2 separate regions of the Mus musculus genome follow, and region 2 is linked to region 1. Evidence: chromatin loops called from intact Hi-C (ENCODE). Cell type or tissue: gastrocnemius. All regions are shown on one strand. Links, peaks and the distances in the headings refer to the core of each region. The heading gives the core; the rest is flanking DNA.

Region 1 (4,389 bases), core at 259-4,258:
CGGGTCTCCCTCCTCTCGGCAGCTCTTTTCTGGAAAGCCTTGTAAAGGCCCTCGTAGTCAGGGACCACAGGGTTCACCTTCGGCTGGAATTCGAACTCAGTCTGTAGAAAGCTCAGCTTCTCCTCCTGGGTGCGGGCAGCCGTTCGGGGAGCCCTGTTTCGGGCGGTGCTGACAGGGGAGGAAGCCATCCGGAGAGTGTCCATGGCCCTCATCTGGATTCGGATTTTCCTGAGGAGCTCCGCTTCTGTGAAGAGGCAATCAAAGAAGAGGATCTGGAGAATGCTTCCCCGTCCCCTTTAGAGACAGACTCACTTCGTAGCCCAGATCAGTCTCTGGTTTATCTAAACCCTCCGGCCTTGACCTCCTGACTCTGAGGGATTACATGCGTAGGCAACCACAAGCCCATGCTTTCCCCCTTTAAACACTAACAGTAGTGTGCTAATACCAGTGGTAAATGCAAACAAACAAACAAAGTTAACAATTGTCCCCCTGAGGAATTCACTCCTCTCCGAGATGAGGGCTGGGGAGGTGGCCTTCCCAGGGGCAGCAGGCTGGAGGTGGCACTGACTGATGGAGGTCCTTTATGTCGCGTGGTGTTTGCTTCCATACCTATGCGAGTCCAGAGGCTGTAGTGTGTGCTTACTGAGAGGCCACCAGGCTGAGCCTGGGGTCAGGGCTGCTGTGGGACCGCCCTACAGATCAGTGGTTCTCAGTCAGTGGGTCTCCACCCCTTTGGGGGTGGGTGTCATGTATCAGATATTCTACATATCAGATAGTATATCATGATTCATTACAGTAGCAAAATTACAGTTATGGAGTGGCAAGGAAATAATTTTATGGTTGGGGAGTCACCACAACATGAAGCACTGTGTTAAAGGGGTGGGGGTCACCACAACATGAAGCACTGTGTTAAAGGTGTGGGGGTCACCACAACATGAAGCACTGTGTTAAAGGGTCGCAGCATTGGGAAGGCTGAGAGCCACTGTGGGACGGACCCAGCTCACGGAGCACAGGTTATCTATCACCATCCCACCGTAATCCCTGAACTGACCCTGAATTCCTGCAGCACCTCTGGGAACACCAGCCCACAGGTAGCCAGAGATGCCAAGGTTATCCTTACCCTGGAGTTTGTCGCCAAGGGCTGGTTCTAGAATGGACTTGGGGATCTTCCTAGAAGTGGCCTTCTTTGGGGAGACCTTGGTCTGAGCCACAGCAGCCGAGTCTCTCTGTGGAGCGTCTTCCTTTTGCTGTTCTTTCTTCTCAAGGAAGCTGAAGGGCTTCAAGGAGGAGAGAAGGAGTTCCTTTCTCTTCCGAATCCCAGCGCGCCTCCTTGCCTCTCTGCGCTCCATGATCTCCTGATAGAGGGGCAGGTAGACGTGTGCCGGCACAGGCTGGGCCCGGAACTGCCGATGGCACTCCGCCTCTTCCTCGCCCTGCTTCTGGGCCTGTAGCCTTTCCTGCTCAAAAGAGGCAGGTGAGGCCAGCCACTGGGCCTTCTTCCGGGCCTCACGCAGTGTCATGCGGAATGGCTGAGGGACGGTGATGGAAGATGCCCAAGAGCAAACACTTCTGTGCTGGGAGGGAGGCCCAGAGTCTGAGGTTGGCAGGATCCGAGCCTTGGGAATGTCAGAGGGAAGGCTAGTCATGGAGCTGCAGCGCCTCATGGAGCCATGCCTGGGGAGAGAGTGGTTCTGTGTGGACCCAGCAAACAGGAGGTGAGGTTCCTCCCAGAGACCCTCCTCCATTTCCTCCCTGCCCAGCAGATCGTAACCAAGAGACTTCTTAGTCTTGATCCCAAAGCCCCAAAGGCCTCTAAGTTTTTAACCCTATCAGCTAGGTTTCCCTTCTTGCTACAACACAGGCACTCCTAGCAGCCCAACAGGAACTATCTAAGAATTCATACAGGAATTGCCACTTGCATTCTGATAACTGCATACAGTGTAGTCGGCTAGCACAGGGCCACCGAGTCAGAAGGATCCAATTGGAACGTCAGGTTTTTGGATTTCCCATGTAGAGTGGCAGAGATCTTACCCACTTATAAGGTCACTGGGAAGGGAGTACATTACATTTGGTAAAGGCAGTGTGGTGGCATGACAGGCCTGAAGCCTTTGAGAGCTGTAACTGGGAAGTTCAAGAGTTTGGGGCCATGGACTACATGAGACCCTGGAGAGAGAGAGAGAGAGAGAGAGAGAGAGAGAGAGAGAGAGAGCGCACATATATGATTTGAGAGATGTGTCACAGACAATAAACCTTGTCGTTCGTGGAGGAAAAGATGTTTGGGAAAGGCATCCTTTGCTCAGTTCCACTAACTCATGAACTAAGTGTTGCCCACAGTTACTAAGGATCACTGGGTAAGAACCAAGACACGCGGGCTAGAGAGATGGCTCAGCAGTTAAGAGCATTTGCTGCTCTTCCAGGGGGCCTGGGTTTGATTGCCAGCACCCACGTGGCAGTTCAGAGCTGTCTGTAACTCCAGTTCCAGGGAATCCAATGTTCCCCTGCTCTCCGTGGTGACTAGGCGTGAGCATGGTATGCATACCCACTGACATGAATATATTTAAAAGGAATCACACCGTGCAGCAGATCCGAGAACTAACGGGGCTGCGTCTTAGATAAGTGGTAACGTGCAGAGGTGGCCTTACAGAGGGAAAGGCAAGGCCCTGAGACATGGTATGACTGTTCTGGTGTGCTGGAGCATGGCAGCCACTGAGTGCAATGCCTTACCTAAGAGATGGAGGGTCCTGGACCTGTGGCTTCCCCCTGCTCTTGTCTTGGAAGAAGCTCTCCAAGTCTTCCTCATCCTCAGCGTCGTTCAGATCACTGTCTGGATCAGACTGGAAGAGAGACTCCAATACATCCCACCGGCCTCTCTGCTTCGGAACCTGTGGGGTTCTATAAAAGCTCCCCGTGGAGTCGGAAGTAGAATCTGTGTCCTCCTCCGGGCTGAGGAACTCATGGAGTTTGCCAGCTCTGGGCAAAACCAGCCCTTCTCCAAACTGCTCATCTTCTGGCTCAGTGTCTGAGGAGGACGACTTGGGAGGAAATATCTAAAAAAAAAACCAGACATCAGTGAGACTTAAACTCTAATTTCAAAGGTTCTCAAGACATGGCTCTAGCTTCACTTTGACTGCTTCGGTATATCAGGGACCAGGAAGGGGCAACAGAAAGTAAGATGCATTCTTCATTCAAAAGGCACTGAACAACACAGCGTGTGTATGTGCCTGGCTGTGCATAGCAAAGGCTGCAGAAGAGCTAAGGGCAGTTCTCTGCTCCATTCAGCACAGAAAGAGGACTCTGGGTACCTAACCTGACCCACACAGTATGCTTCCAGTGCTCCAGGAATCCTGCCCATGACCTGGCTACATTCTGCTCCCAGTTCACTTGAACTTTATATAATTCTTACCCTTCTTCCTTTTCTTATTTTCTCACTGACACCCTTACTTTTCTCATACTCTAACCAGTTTCCACACCATCGCCAGGAATGGATGATTAGTGGGGAGACGATGTATCTTGGAGAAAGAGCAGCATGGAAAGTGGAACTCCCAAATAGAGTTTAAAGGTTCTAAGGGCTACGAGTGAAGTGCAGTGGCCTTGCCTAGCGTGCTCAAGGGGATCAAACGTGGGCCTCATTTCCCAGCACTGTAAAGCAACAGCATTGTATTGGCTAGTTTTGTGTCAACTTGACACAGCTGGAGTTATCACAGAGAAAGAAGCTTCAGTTGAGGAAATGCCTCCATGAGATACAACTGTCAGGCATTTTCTCAATTAGTGATCAAGGGGGAAAGGCCCCTTGTGGGTTGGACCATCACTGGGCTGGTAGTCTTGGTTCTATAAGAGAGCAGGCTAAGCAAGCCTGGGGAGGCAAGCCAGTAAAGAACATCCCTCCATGGCTTCTGCATCAGCTCCTGCTTCCTGACCTGCTTCAGTTCCAGTCCTGACTTCCTTTGGTGATGAACAGCAGTATGGAAGTGTAAGCCAAATAAACCCTTTACTCCCCAACTTGCTTCTTGGTCATGATGTTTGCGCAGGAATAGAAACCCTGACTAAGACAAGCATCAAATTACATCCATCCATGTGTGCATACAAGATAACATGGGTTGGGTGCCTAGTGTGCCATTGTCTTAGATAAGAGTTTCTATTGCTGTGATGAAACACCATGACCAAAAAGCAAGTTGGGAAGAAAGGGTTTATTTGGCTCACACTTTCCACATTGCTGTTCATCAATGAAGGAAGTCGGGACAGGAACTCAAGCAGGGCAGGAACCTGGAGGCAGAAGCTGATGCAGAGCCCACAGAGGAGTGCTGCTTACTGGTTTTCTCCTCTGGCTTGTTTAGTCTGCCTTCTCAGAAACCAGGACTACCAGCCCAAGGATGGCCCCACCAACCATGG
Region 2 (4,389 bases), core at 206-4,205, 58 kb after region 1:
ACAATTGTACAGCCTTAAGAAACATGTAACATGCTCCGGTATAGTAAACTTCCAGAATATTATGTTAAATGATATAAGCCAGTCACAGGAGGTCAAATGTTGTAGGATTCCAGCCAAACCCACAGAAACAAAGTAGATAGTAATTGCCAGAGGCAGAGAGGATGGCGGGGGGCGGGGGCGGGGGGGGGGGGAGAATTGCAAAATATATAAAATAAATGTTCTAGAGCTCTTTTCTGTAACAGCTTGATTGTACTTAACACCACTAACCTGCACACTTAAAAATGGTTGACAGAGTAAATGTAACATTGTGATGTGTGTGTGTGTGTGTGTGTGTGTGTGTGTGTGTACCACATGCATGCAGAAGACTGCAGAGGTCAGAAGATGTCAGATCCCTTGGAACTGGAGTTACACACAGTTGTGAACCACCATGCAGGTGTTAGGGATTGTACCTGGGTCCTTTGCAAGTACAGTAAAACACTCTAAACCACTGAGCCATCTCCTCAGCCCCACATGGTGCTTTTTACAACAACAACAACAACAACAACAGCAACAGCAACAGCAACAGCAACAACAAAGTGTTATCCACAGAGTTCTGATGACAGCTAGATTTCAGAAACTGCCAGTAGCAGATTAAGTGTATGAGGAAATCCCTGTCCCTCCTTCTCCTCCTAATTCACTGTCTTTCCTGCCTCACTGGCTTTAATGTTACTGAAAAATAATAAAGAATACGAATAGAAACAAGACAGAGCAATGTCTGCATCTTCCTTACTCTCCCATTTTACCTTCTACAGATAGAAAAACTGAAGCAGCAGTTGGCTAAAACAAAGGAAAAAGCCCAGGAAGAGAAGGAAAAATTGGTGAGTCTCAGCATCTACGAATTATTTACTTATTAGGGAGTCAGATTTCTAGTGTGTTTGGTTATTTTAGACTGAATAGGAACAAGTGAAAAGAAGGTCCAGAAGATGGCTCAGTGCTAGAGCATTTGCCCACCACCCACAAGGCCCTGGGATCAATCTCTGGGTCATTAACAAAAAAAAACAAAAAAAAATAAAATAAAATAAAGCCCCATGCACTTGTTTGACATCAGTAGGATGACCTCATTACAAGGCCTACTACAGTAACAATCTCAGGATACTAATACAACCTCCAGTAGATTACTAGAAAGAGTTCAAAATAGTTTGAAATGTTGGAAGAGGGGTGTTTTTCCCTCTGCATATCAATACAAACCTTTGATCAAAGCTGCACAAACCTTCCTCCCTGTGGTGCTGAGGATCGGACCCAGGGTTTCAGGCAAGCTTTTTCCCAAAAAACTAAGTGAAAACCAAGTGTGGTGGCTCATTCCTGCAATTTAGTATTCAGGAGGTTCAGGCAGTAGGACTGCTGAGAGTTCAAGGCCAGCCTAAGCTATATAGTGAGATAGTAGTGGGGAGCTAAGGAACTTCAAGGGAAGCTAAGTGGGAAGGTCCTGTCTTTTTAAATATTTGTTTGTTTGTTTGTTTGTTTATAATATGTAAGTACACTGTAGCTGTCTTCAGACACTCCAAAAGAGGGAGTCAGATTATGTGGTTGCTGGGATTTGAACTCAGGACCTTCAAGAAGAAGCAGTCAGTACTCTTAACCACTGAGCCATCTCACCAGCCCGGGAAGGGCCTGTCTTAAATTTAATATGAAACTCCTTTCTGTAGGATTGTGCTACCAAACACAGAAGCTGTGAGCTTTAGAGGACTCTTAATTGGTTTGGGTTTTATTTCCTTAGAGGGGTTTTAATTTGGTTTAGATTACTGGAAAGAGTCCAAAATTGTTTGTTTGTTGCTAGAGACTGAACCTAGGGTTTTACCTGCTAACCACACATTCAACTCACAGAGCCACACAGACAAAAAAAAAAAAGAAAAAAAAGTCTAGAATTTGTTTCTTATTTAAGGCTGTTGGTATCATTTTACAGGAATTGAAATTTCATGCAAAAATTATAGCTTTATGCAACATAAAGAAGGGCAGTTCTTTTAAGAAGTTGTACAAATGGCTCAGGCCTTAAATAAAGCATGGCTGTAAAGAACACTTGTTTTTTTCTAACTCATTAACTTTCTTGTTTTTTTGAATACAGGAACAAAAGTATGCTCTGCAAGTGAGTGAGTTGGAGGGACAGTTTCATCAAAAAGCCAAGGAAATCGGCATGATTCAGACAGAGCTAAAGACAATAAAACAATTCCAGAAGAGAAAAATACAAGTGGAGAAAGAATTAGATGATGTAAGTTTCTGTTTCTTCATTTCTCCTCTTTTAAAAAAAAAGATTTATTTTTATTTTATATGTGCGCATGTTTTGCTTGCATGTATGTAAGTACACTTGCATTTCTGGTGCTGGAGGAAGCCAGACAAGGATGCTGGATCCCCTGGAACTACATTTACTGAAGGTTAAACCACCGAATGCTGGGATTAAAGGCCTGGGACACCATGTCCGGCCCTCGTTTTCTGTTTTCTGTTTATCCACATATCTATTTTCTAAATGTGTTTGTGGGGTACATCCATGTGTAGGTCAGAGAAGGCCATCTTGTAGAGTCAGTTCTTTCCTTCTGCTGTGTTCCAGAGATCAAACTTAGGTGGTCAGGCTTGGTGGCAAACACCTTTATCTGTTGATTCAGTTCACCTGCCTGATAATGATCTTTTCCTAGGCATTAATTTCTTTGTGTGCTTGTCAGTCTTAGCCAACACACCTCTCCATGTTAGTCAGAAGATGAACCTTTGATTTGAATTGAAGCCCCCCCCCCCCAGTTCTTAGGAACTATCAGTGGGTAGGTAGAAGAATTCTACTGGACAGTGTGTTTGGGATGAAGAGGGACAATTTGAGGGAAAAAAAAACCTAGAAGCCTGTATAGAGAGGGATCCATGAATTTTCCTGAAAGGCCTGTTTCATACTATTTGCTGATTTCCATGGTATAGCTGCATTCAGAGTCATCTGAATGCCCAATTAAAGCTTATGCCTGTGTCATATGGCTGAGCAGGTGTTGCTAGTGATGGGTGGCAGGCCTCAGCACTGTTCCCCTGGGCCCCTCAGGAACTTGCTTGAGTGTTCCTGTTATATGTCAGATGACGCTGAGAGTGAAAACTTCAAGAATTCAAGAGCTGGGCAGAAGCTATCCTCTGTGTGTGTGTGTGTGTGTGTGTGTGTGTGTGTGTGAGAGAGAGAGAGAGAGAGAGAGAGAGAGAGAGTATGAGAGGAAGAGGGAGAGGGAGAGGGAGAGAGAGAGAGAGAAAGAGAGAGAGTGTGTGTGTGTGTGTGTGTGAGAGAGAGAGAGAGAGAGAGAGAGAGAGAGAGAGTGTGTGTGTGTGTGTGTGTGTGTGTGTTTTCGTTCCCGGGCCCTCGTGTGTGCTATGAACGCATTCTATCCTGACCTGTATCCCTATCCTTGCAAGTGGCACCGCAACATTTCTCCCATAGACTATTATTTGGAACCAAGTCTCTAAATCTGGTCCACATTCTAAGGGTGGAAATTAGGTTCTGTCATTTGAAGATAGTGTCAAAGAATTGCAAGCATACTTTAAAACCACACACCCTTATACCCCTAAGTATACACAGCTGCAATAGGAATATTTATGCATTTTGGTTGCTTGAAACTCCCTCCTGTTATAACAGCTGGCTGCGTTCTTTTCGTATGCCCAGTCTGGCCTCATAATTGAAACACCACTTCTGTCTTAGCCTCACAGTGCTGAGATTACAGACACAAGCCTCCCCATCTTTATTTGGTTTTTATTCTTTTTGTCTCAAAGATTTTATCTTTAATTATGTGCATGGGTGTTGGGGGGTGGGGTATACATGTGTGTTCATGTACAGGCAGAGGCCAGAATCCTCTGGAGACTGGATCCTCTGGAGCCGGAGCTATAAGCAGTTGTTAGCTGACTGATGTGGGGACTGGAAACTGAACTCTGGTCTTCTGCAAGACCTATACACGCTCTTAATTGCTGAATCATCTCTCCAAGCCCCCATCCTAATTTTATTTTGAGGAGGGTCTCCTGTAGCCCAGGCTAGCTCTGAGCTCCTGATTCTCTTGCCTCTGCCTCCCAAGCACTGGAATTAAAATGTTCTGTTCACTTCCCTCAAGAATCTTCTATGTTTCTCAGCTGTAAACAGCATATTGTTTAGACAGTTTAGTGTGTAAGTTAAATTTACCCATATCGAGTTATAATCTTTTATAACACTACACTTACACCAATACACGGCCTTTTAACCCTTTAGTTTACCCAAATTGGATATTCATGTAACTTTGAAGTCTTCTTTATTTTCTGTTTTGGTGCTTGAGCCCAGAGCCTTTGGGTATGCTTAAGAAATCAATCTACCACTAAGCTACACTCCCAGCCTTTGGTTTTTTGTTGTTTTTGTTTTGTTCAGAATATCTC

What was found. A loop is a pair of places that touch in the nucleus more often than their neighbours do. Peaks named below come from ENCODE experiments on the same cell type or tissue, not always from the same donor. Only the 100,000 strongest peaks of a DNase experiment are listed, where the experiment ranks them.
Region 2: it touches region 1 in a loop (6-fold over the local background); 8 of 42 quality-filtered maps call a loop at or near these places.

Annotation. Positions count from the first base shown.
Region 1 is chr12:84,354,804-84,359,192 of GRCm38, forward strand. Fam161b (family with sequence similarity 161, member B) reads right to left here. Exons shown (of 9, transcript NM_001358283.1): 2 at 2,725-3,047; 3 at 1,121-1,674; 4 at 1-244. Among named protein-coding and RNA genes, the nearest start is that of Fam161b, 4.8 kb to the right of the region's middle. In gastrocnemius, for the core only: no CTCF peak of the experiment used is centred there; no DNase peak of the experiment used is centred there.
Region 2 is chr12:84,412,473-84,416,861 of GRCm38, forward strand. It overlaps Bbof1 (basal body orientation factor 1), which reads left to right. Exons shown (of 12, transcript NM_028377.3): 3 at 792-857; 4 at 2,102-2,245. Among named protein-coding and RNA genes, the nearest start is that of Rnf113a2, 2.5 kb to the right of the region's middle. In gastrocnemius, for the core only: no CTCF peak of the experiment used is centred there; no DNase peak of the experiment used is centred there.